2 separate regions of the Homo sapiens genome follow, and region 2 is linked to region 1. Evidence: read pairs that join two places in POLR2A ChIA-PET (ENCODE). Cell type or tissue: OCI-LY7. All regions are shown on one strand. Each heading gives the region's core, and the rest is flanking DNA. Links, peaks and the distances in the headings are about the cores only. Region 1 overlaps CCDC88C-DT (CCDC88C divergent transcript). Region 2 overlaps CCDC88C (coiled-coil domain containing 88C).

Region 1 (4,390 bases), core at 109-4,108:
CAGCAAGGCAGTCATTAAATCTTAAAGCTCCAAAATGATCTCCTTTGACTCCATGTCTCACATCCAGGTCACACTGATACAAGAGGTGGGTCTTTATGGTCTTGGGCAGCTCCACCCTGTGGTTTTGCAGGGTACAGCCCCACTCCTGGCTGCTTTCATTGGCTGGTGTTGAGTATCTGTGGCTTTTCCAGGCCCACAGTCCAAGCTGTTGGTAGGTCGACCATTCTGTGATCTGGAGGACAGTGGCCCTCCTCTCACAGCTCCACTAGGTGGTGCCCTAGTGGGGACTCTGTGTGGGGACTCTGACCCCACGTTTCCCTTCCACACTGCACTAGCAGAGGTTCTTCATGAGGGCACCGCCTCTGCAGCACACCCCTACCTGGACATCCTGGCATTTCCATACATCCTCTGAAATCTAGGCAGAGGTTCCCAAACCTCAATTATTGACTCCTGTGCACCCACAGGCCCAATACCAGGTTGAAGCTGCCAAGGTTTGGGGCTTCACCCTCTGAAGCAATGGCCTGAGTTCTACATTGGCCCCTTTCAGCCACGGCTGGGACACAGGGCACCAAGTCCCCAGATTACACAAAGCAACGGGGCCCTGAATCCGGCCCAGGAAACCATGTTTTCCTCCTAGGCCTCCAGGCTTGTGATGGGAGGGGCTGCCATGAAGACCTCTGACATGTTCTGGAGACATTTTCTCCATTGCCTTAGTGATTAACATTTGGCTCCTAGTTACTTACACAAATTTCTGCAGTGGGTTGAATTTTCCCCTCAGAAAATGGGTTTTTCTTTTCTGTGGCATCATCGGGCTGCAAATTTTCCTAACTTTTATGCTCTGCTTCCCTTTTAAACAGAAGTTCCAATTCCAAACCATGTCTTTGTGAATACATAAAACTGAATTTTTTTTTTGAGACTGAGTCTCACCTTTTTTAAGTCTCACTTTTTTTTTTTTTTCCGAGACTGAGTCTCACCCAGGCTGGAGTGGCACAATCTCTGCTCACTGCAACCTCTGCCTCCCAGGTTCAAGCAATTCTTGTGCCTCAGCCTCCCAAGTAGCTGGAATTACAGGTGCAAGCACACCACTTCACCTGGCTGATCTTTATATTTTTAATAGAGACAGGATTTTGCTCTGTTGGCCAGGCTGGTCTGGAACTCCTGACCTCAACTGATCCGCCAGCTTTGGCCTCCCAAAGTGCTGAGATTACAGGTGTGAGCCACCAAACCTAGCCAAGACTGAATGCTTTTAACGGCACTTAAATCACCTCTTGAATGCTTTGCTGCTTAGAAATTTCTTCCAAACAGATACCTTAAATCATCTCTCTCAAGTTCGAAGTTTCACAGATCTCTAGGGCAGGAGCAAAATGCTGCCAGTCTCTTAGTGCTAAAGTAACAAGAGTGACCTTTACTCCAGTTCCCAACAAGTTCCTAATCTGCATCTGAGACCACCACAGCCTGGACCTTATTGTCCTTATCACTATCAGCATTTTGGTCAAAGCCATTCAACAACTCTCTAGGAAGTTCCAAACTTTCCCACATCTTCCTGTCTTCTGAGCCCTCCAACTCTCTAGGAAGTTCCAAACTTTCCCATATTTTCCTGTCATCTTCTGAGACCTCCAAACTCTTCCAACCTCTACCTATTACCCAGTTCCAAAGTTGCTTCCAAATTTTTGAGTATCTTTACTGTAACACCTCACTACCTGGTACCAATTTACTGTATTAGTCTGTTCTCACACTGCTAATAAACACATACCCGAGACTGGGGAATTTACAAAGGAAAGAGGTTTAATGGACTCACAGTTCCGCACGGCTGGGGAGGTCGCACAATCGTGGCAGAAGGCAAATGAGGAACAAAGTCACATCTCACAAGGCGGGAGGCAAGAGAGCTTGTGCGCAGGAACTCCCATTTATAAAACCACCAGATCTCGTGAGACTTATTCACTACCATGAGAACTGTATGGGTGAAACCGCCTCCATGATTCAATTATCTCCACCTGGCCCCACCCTTGACATGTGGGGATTATTACAATTCAAGGTGATAATTTGGGCGGGGACACAAAGCCAAACCATATCATGGAGGTTGCAGTGAGCCAAGATTGCATCACTGCACTCCAGCCTGGGTGACTGAGTCTGTCTCAAAAAAAAAAAAAAAGAAAAGAAAAAGAAAAGCAAACCTAGTCAAGGCCCATTCCAGCTTTAGCCCTTTTGCTGGCTCCCACCTTTCCTTAAGATAAAGTCCAAACTCCTGGACTGAGCCCACTGGCCCTCTCACAAGCTGGGCCCTGCCCACCTCCCCCATATCCCAGTAACATCACCTCCCTCTGTGTCTCGGCAATGTTGTGGTTCCCACATGCCTTTCCACATGGTGTGCCCTCTGCCTCGAATGTCCTTACTGTGAGTCCTAGTAAGGGAAAAGGAGCTAGGCTTGGCAGGACCAGGGGAAAGCAAAAGGAGAAAGCAGATAAGCTGTAAGTCAGCCTTTGTTTATGGTCCAGGACACACAGCCCTCCTTCACGAATAACTCATAATCTTCCTGCACCCAACTTATCAGCAGACCTTCGGCTGATAGAAAAATGCAAGTTAGCTCACTGCAACCTTGGCATTACCAGCACTGCACAAAGCTCTCTTCAGCACACAGTACAAGCGGCATACCGTAAAATCCCCAGCAAGCCTTCGTCTCTTTGCAGTCAGCTCTTCTCTTGCTGACCTGCCCATTGCTTCCTTGCAACATGTTTTCCTAGTTTCTCTAATAAATCTGCCTTTCCTCACTGACAACTATCTTAGTAAAATTTTTTTATCACCCTCATGACAGCGGCCCCAGAAAGTCACCACGTGCAACATTTCCCACCTATCTGCAGGACAAGCTTTTATTCAGCCTTAAGTACTCTGGCCAAATATCACATCCTCAGCAAAGCCTTTCACAATTCCCCAAAAGAAGTTAAGGTGTAAACACACTCTCCATTGTACTATTTCTGTACCTTATACATGCTTTCCAAGATGCTGTCCCTCCTATGCACGATCAAGCTCTTAAAGTCAAGGGTCACGTCTAGTCTTCATTATGTTGTCACTGAAGACGTAGTTCTGAGCTAACACATAGCTTTACAATACAGCTTATGTCTTCAGCGCCTGTGATCAGGAAGAGAAAGCATGGAACCATTCAGGATGCCTGGCTTTTAGTCCCAAATCTAAATTTGCTCAGCCAATTTAGGCAGATCACATTAATTAGACTCTCTTTTCCATTGAGATTTATGACAAATGACAGTATAAGTGAAAATGCTTTGAAAAATATCAAGTGCTATAAATGCAACAATTTAATAATTTCAACGATCAAAAAAGCCACTTTTCATTGAACACTTAGGCTGTACCAGGTGCTTTACATAGATTGTTCCTCATTCTGACAGCATTCCTGGGAGGGAGGTAGCAGGAGCCACACTGTGTAGACAAGAAAACCTTTGCTAAGAGACATTAAGAATTTGTTTCAAGTCACACTGCTAGTAGATGGCACAGCCAGGACTCAAACCCATATATCTGGTGACCCCAAATTTATGCATTTTCTAGTAAGGTTTCATGTAAGGTTGTCTTATGACATAAAACTATATTGTATGGCCGGGCGTGGTGGCTCACACCTGTAATCCCGGCACTTTGGGAGGCCAAGGCAGGTGTGTCAATTGAAGTCAGGAGTTCGAGACCAGCCTGGCCAACATGGTGAAACCCTGTCTCTACTAAAAATACAAAAATTAGCTGGGTGTGGTGGTGCATGCCTGTAGTCCCAGCTACTCGGAAGGCTGAGGCAGAATTGCTTGAACCTGGAGGCCGAGGTTGCAGCAAGCTGAGATCACGCTAGAGTGAGACTCTGTCTTAAGAAAAAAAAAACAACTATATCGTATTATCCAGTTTCAGATGCATCTAGCATCATAATAAATGATTGAACTTTTATTATTTTTACTTGTCTGCACATAACTTTTAAAAATGCGAAAGGTTTAAATTTATCTGTGATTACTTCTTACTCCTTTTTTTTTTTTTTTGAGGCAGTGTCTTGCTGTGTTGCCCAGGCTGGAGTGCAATGGCATGATCATGGCTCACTGCAGCCTTGACCTCTTGGGCTCAAGTGATCCTCCCACCTCAGCCTCCCGAGTATCTGGGACTACAGGTGCACACCACCACACCCAGCTAATTTTTAGATTTTTGTAGAGATGGGGTCTCACTATATTTGCTCAGTCTGGTTTTGAACTGGGCTCAAGCAATCTCCTGCCTTGGCCTCCCAAAGTACTGGGATTACAAGCATGAGACACCACATCTGGCACTCTTACTGTTTCTTGAGAGCAGGTTCATGTCTTGTTTAAAGTGCTTATCATAATGTTTAGCACTTAGCAGAAATTCTATAATGTTT
Region 2 (4,390 bases), core at 391-4,390, 140 kb after region 1:
GGGTGACAGAGTGACACCCCATCTCTAACAAAAATAATGTTCACGCACATTGTTCAGGGACTAACACACTGTCATTCTTTATGGGGATAAGATTAGATAGAGTCAGCACCGTAAGACAGGGTGAGAAGGAAAAAAATTAGAGGCCTCACATGCAAGTAAATGAGAAGCTTAACTTTTTTTAAGCTAGAGGGGTTCTGTTGCCTCAGGTTTTTATATTGGCTCCTGTTTAATTTTTGGACATTTGTCATCTCAACTTGTATTACTCTTTAAGTGGAATTAATTAACTATAATCAGTCTGAGTTAGGAAAACTTTCAGAGAAAAAAATGCTTGACTGGTCCAAAGTGATCCGTGAGCAAGCAGGTCTGTAAACCATGATCATGTTCACTAGCAGCCACCATGTCTTGGGTGCTCCCTCTGGGCCCAGCACCCTCTAACTACTTTATGTGCTTTATGCATCTCATTGAATCCTAACGACCCTATCAAGGCAGGTGGACGTGGCCTCCCCTGTGTAGAGGTGAGAAAGTGAGGCTCAGCAGTGTAAAACATTTGCTTTGGGTAAGTGGGACCCAAATGCAGGTCGGCCGCACTCCGGAGCCTGAGCTCTTAACTGCATGCACTTAACTGCATGGACTGCCTCCAGTTAAAGCTCTCTGGGTCCCTGAAGATGCCGAACAAGAGCCTAGCCCTGAACTGGCCACAAGGACACCAGCCTTGAATAAGTTGGTCCCTTATTCTGTGGTGTGAGCCACTGTGGCCACCAGGTGGTGCTGTGGAGGAAGAAATAATGGAAATCCTGGTATCAACTTTAATCCTACATCAGAAATTGGTTAGGTCGATTAATGTTACTATAAGACAGTTTAGGAAGTTAGCCCAATTGTCTGCTTTGTTAAGACACTAGAGGCTAAGGAGTGGAGGATTGGAGTGGAGGATGTATATAGAAGATCTAAAAGGAAATCATGATTCTTGGTGTTGAAGGGTTTTTTTTAGTATGCAAAGGAGGTATTTAAATTATTTTAAAACTCATCCTGCCGAAAGATTATTTTAGAGATACAGAATCATTAGTGAATACTTCAGGTAGAGTATTTGATTACAGCGCCCTGAAACGGATCATTGAATGTTCCCAAGGTCTTTGAGTGGGAACGGGAGGATTGTGTGAGCTGAGCTGTTAGGGACCCCATCATTAAAATGGATGAGTAAGAGAAGTTGGGCCCTAAATTAATAAGCATTAGTGTTTAATAATTTGGCACACTGAAACCGAAAAATCATCCAGACCATTGGCTCCTTGGGCAGTATGTAATTCTCCTCACACGCTGAGGAAATAAATTGTTGGCGTTCAGGTGCCTTTAAATTAATTGAGTCAGAGCACAGATGATTACTGAGCCCTGATTCTGTTCTTGAGTACTGTGTACTGTTTTCATCTTTCCTGGGCAAGACGGGATTCTGATTTCTTAAGTACATTTAGCTAATTTCGATTCATTTGTCATTATTGTTCATTTCATTTATTTGTGTTTTCTTTTTCCTTCCTCCTTTGGGTTATCCGATTGATAACAATTTAGCACCTCCGCGCAAAAAGAGTCCCTTTTTGAAAAGCAAAAACAAGGACAAAGACAAGTCTCCAACGACCCACCCAGCTCTCTCTAAACGCCTGCGGTTCTGGTCTTCCTCCGACATCCCATCCTCTCCTAACGAGCCTCTCTCTTTCTCCGACATTGGAGATTTCTAATCCCTTTCCTTTATCATGTGTCTGTATTGTGTACCCTCCTTCATTTCCGAAATTCAAACAAACAAAAAAAGCCAGCGTCTAAAAGGCCAGATGGCCGATAGCGGACCCCTCCTCCTGCCCCCAATTTCAAGCTTAAAGTAGCCAGCGTGGATTCTGATTTCAAAATAGAAGATGAGTTGTCACACTCCCTGGACCATTTCTTCAGCACAACACAGTTTTAGGGGGAGCCTCAGGATATACGTGCACATGTCCTTGGGCCAGGATGTCCGTACTAAGTAAGTCGAGTGGCCGTGCCCCCCTCCCGTCTCTTGCACCTGCGAGCTTATGTTTTGCCCGTGTGTCAAGCAGCACTGGCGGGTGGTTGCTGCACTTCCTAAAATGTACAGCCTCTGTCAAGTGAGGGTTTTTTTTAAGACTTATTTTTAAGCAGCTAAATTTAAAACTGCTGCCCTTTTCTCCTCTTCCTTTGTCAGAGCACTGAGTTGTGGGCCTTTTCCGGTAAGGCCCTTATAAAATGTGTTCTGTTTTGAAGGATTGATTGCTCCATTCAGGCATTTTGACTAATTGGATTGATTTTGCCCAGACAGAGTTCAGCCCAGAGTGAAGTTTTATGACTGTGCTGTGGTTTTATGACATCTTGGATGCTGAAGTTAAAACAGCAGGAGACAGAAAGAACATCAGCACACAAATCATGCCTCGAGCAAGGGAAAATGCCAGCCGGCCAGCTAGGCCATTACCTATGGAGCATTTCCTGTCTCTAGCCATCCCTGTACCACCTCCGTTATTTTTGTCATATCCTGATACCGTCTATGATTACCTACAAAAATATGATTACCTGCATGTTTTCCCTTACATTGATTCACAGTTTGTAGTTAAATGTATTAAAAGGAAAGATTAGTATCAGTCCTGTAAGTGGAAAACACACATATCATCATAAAAACAAGGTAATCATAAGAATAAACACATAATTACTAAAATATGAGAGTCGGTTAATGTGCCACTGACTTCATCTCATGAGCCTCGCTCTGGGAACCCTGGGCTGCCGTGGTGCCGGGTCCTCCAGACCTGCCTTCCGCGCATGCTGTTGGAATTGTGCTTTCTCTGTTCGCTGCTCATGCTAACTGTTCACTCATCTCTGCCTCCCCTGTGGATCCTCATTTTAGCTTCACCTGTAGGATGACCTGTCCCGATTCATTCCACCTGTCCCGATTCAGGCAGACTTGAATCTTGCTTCTCATCAAGGTTATCTTTCAAAATCCAAATTTCCCCTTGATTTCAAATCATCAGCTCTGGGCACTTAAAACTGCACAGTGAGCCCAGACTTTGAGTGGCTGGGAGGGCAGACGGCTTGATGGGTGGAGAAGCCGAACTGCAACAGTGAGTCCTGGCTCTGCACACGGAGTGGGACGCTCTGCAAAGTGCTTTGTCAGCTCTTAGGAATGCCAGCCATGTTCATTTTTATCTTGTGTTGGGAGAGCCTGTCCTCTTTCCTGTGGGGTACTTGGTTTTATGGGCTGTTTTTCTTTTATGATTTTATATGTTTTTATTTAATTTTGACCAGAGTTTATGTTCATGGTAGAAAAGTTAGAGATTTCAGAAAAGCACAAGACACAAGGTAAAAATTTTCTTGCAGTTCGTCTCACCATGCAGAGATTAAGGCTTCCCTTTTTGAAAAAACAGAATATTGTGAGGTTAGCAATAAACTTCTATTTGAAGTCCTTAGTGAGTCAGGTTAGCAGGACCTTCGGATCCTCAGCTACAGGCTTGGATCCTTGGAAGTCAGGGATTGGAGTTCCGGACAGTGTTACACAGGAGATGTGTCCTAGAGTGAATATGTGTGACTTTTACCAACAGTTTATCCCCTCAGGGGCTCCCTTTGTCTCCTCCCAGCCTCTCAGGGCTGGCAGTATGACCCCAGCATTAAAGCCAGAGCCATCCTCATGGGGCCTCTGACACCACCTGAAGCCAAGCCCTCTTGCCCCCACCTGCCCCGCCAGGCCCCATTTAAGTTGCAGCCCGAGAGCTGTGGCAGCCCCGCTTTTGTCTCTGTGGTCCTCATGCCCTGCTGCCCTGCTTCTAGGCCATGGTGTGGTTTCCCAGCCTGGGTACAGGACTTGGCAGCCTCATTTCTCAATGTCCTCTTCTGCCTCAGGCCCTGGGGATCTAAAACCAAAGCGAGGCTCCCCACACAGAGGCAGCCTTGACCGCACAGATGCCTCCACCGATCTGGCCATGAGGTCCTGGCCCTCGGAGCTGGGCTCCCGGACTTGCTCAACTTCAGCCACCACTACAGCCCCTTCCAACTCCACCCCCATCGCCCGGCACCCAGGCCGCACCAAAGGTGAGTCACAGGCCCTTCCAGAGCCATGAGCGTCGGGCCTAGTGTCCTTCCTGAAGACCCCAGGCTCTCGGAAATCAGAGAGGTTGCTCTCCCTCTCAGTCTGAGAGGTGGTGAGTAGAGGGGTGAGGCTGCTGACAGGCTTTGGTGGCACAGATGCAGCTGTGCTTACCAGCCAAGGACTTTGGGCAGGAAGCCCTTCAGAGGCCCAACTGCAATGGGGCCTCAGAACCCACTGCCACCACCGGCATTCAGGAAATGAAGGCACCAAATAGCTCCAGAAGGGAGGTGAAGGTGGGCTGAGAACCAGAGTTTGGGCTAAAACCAG

Evidence for each region. Peaks named below come from ENCODE experiments on the same cell type or tissue, not always from the same donor. Only the 100,000 strongest peaks of a DNase experiment are listed, where the experiment ranks them.
Region 2: POLR2A ChIA-PET joins it to region 1 with 6 read pairs; 2 of 35 experiments call an interaction of 5 or more read pairs at or near these places.

Annotation. Positions count from the first base shown.
Region 1 is chr14:91,423,310-91,427,699 of GRCh38, reverse strand. CCDC88C-DT (CCDC88C divergent transcript) reads right to left here. Exons shown (of 3, transcript NR_184261.1): 3 at 2,841-3,126. Among named protein-coding and RNA genes, the nearest start is that of CCDC88C-DT, 7.3 kb to the right of the region's middle. In OCI-LY7, for the core only: a CTCF peak has its summit at 243 (motif pointing right); DNase peaks (open chromatin) are centred at 239 and 1,869; H3K4me3 peaks cover 2,235 bases; H3K27ac peaks cover 1,519 bases.
Region 2 is chr14:91,283,004-91,287,393 of GRCh38, reverse strand. CCDC88C (coiled-coil domain containing 88C) reads left to right here. Exons shown (of 30, transcript NM_001080414.4): 26 at 3,877-4,065. Among named protein-coding and RNA genes, the nearest start is that of GPR68, 40 kb to the right of the region's middle. RefSeq lists a silencer at 4,018-4,224. In OCI-LY7, for the core only: a CTCF peak has its summit at 769 (motif pointing right); DNase peaks (open chromatin) are centred at 753, 2,073, 3,705 and 4,253; H3K4me3 peaks cover 1,404 bases; H3K27ac peaks cover 4,000 bases.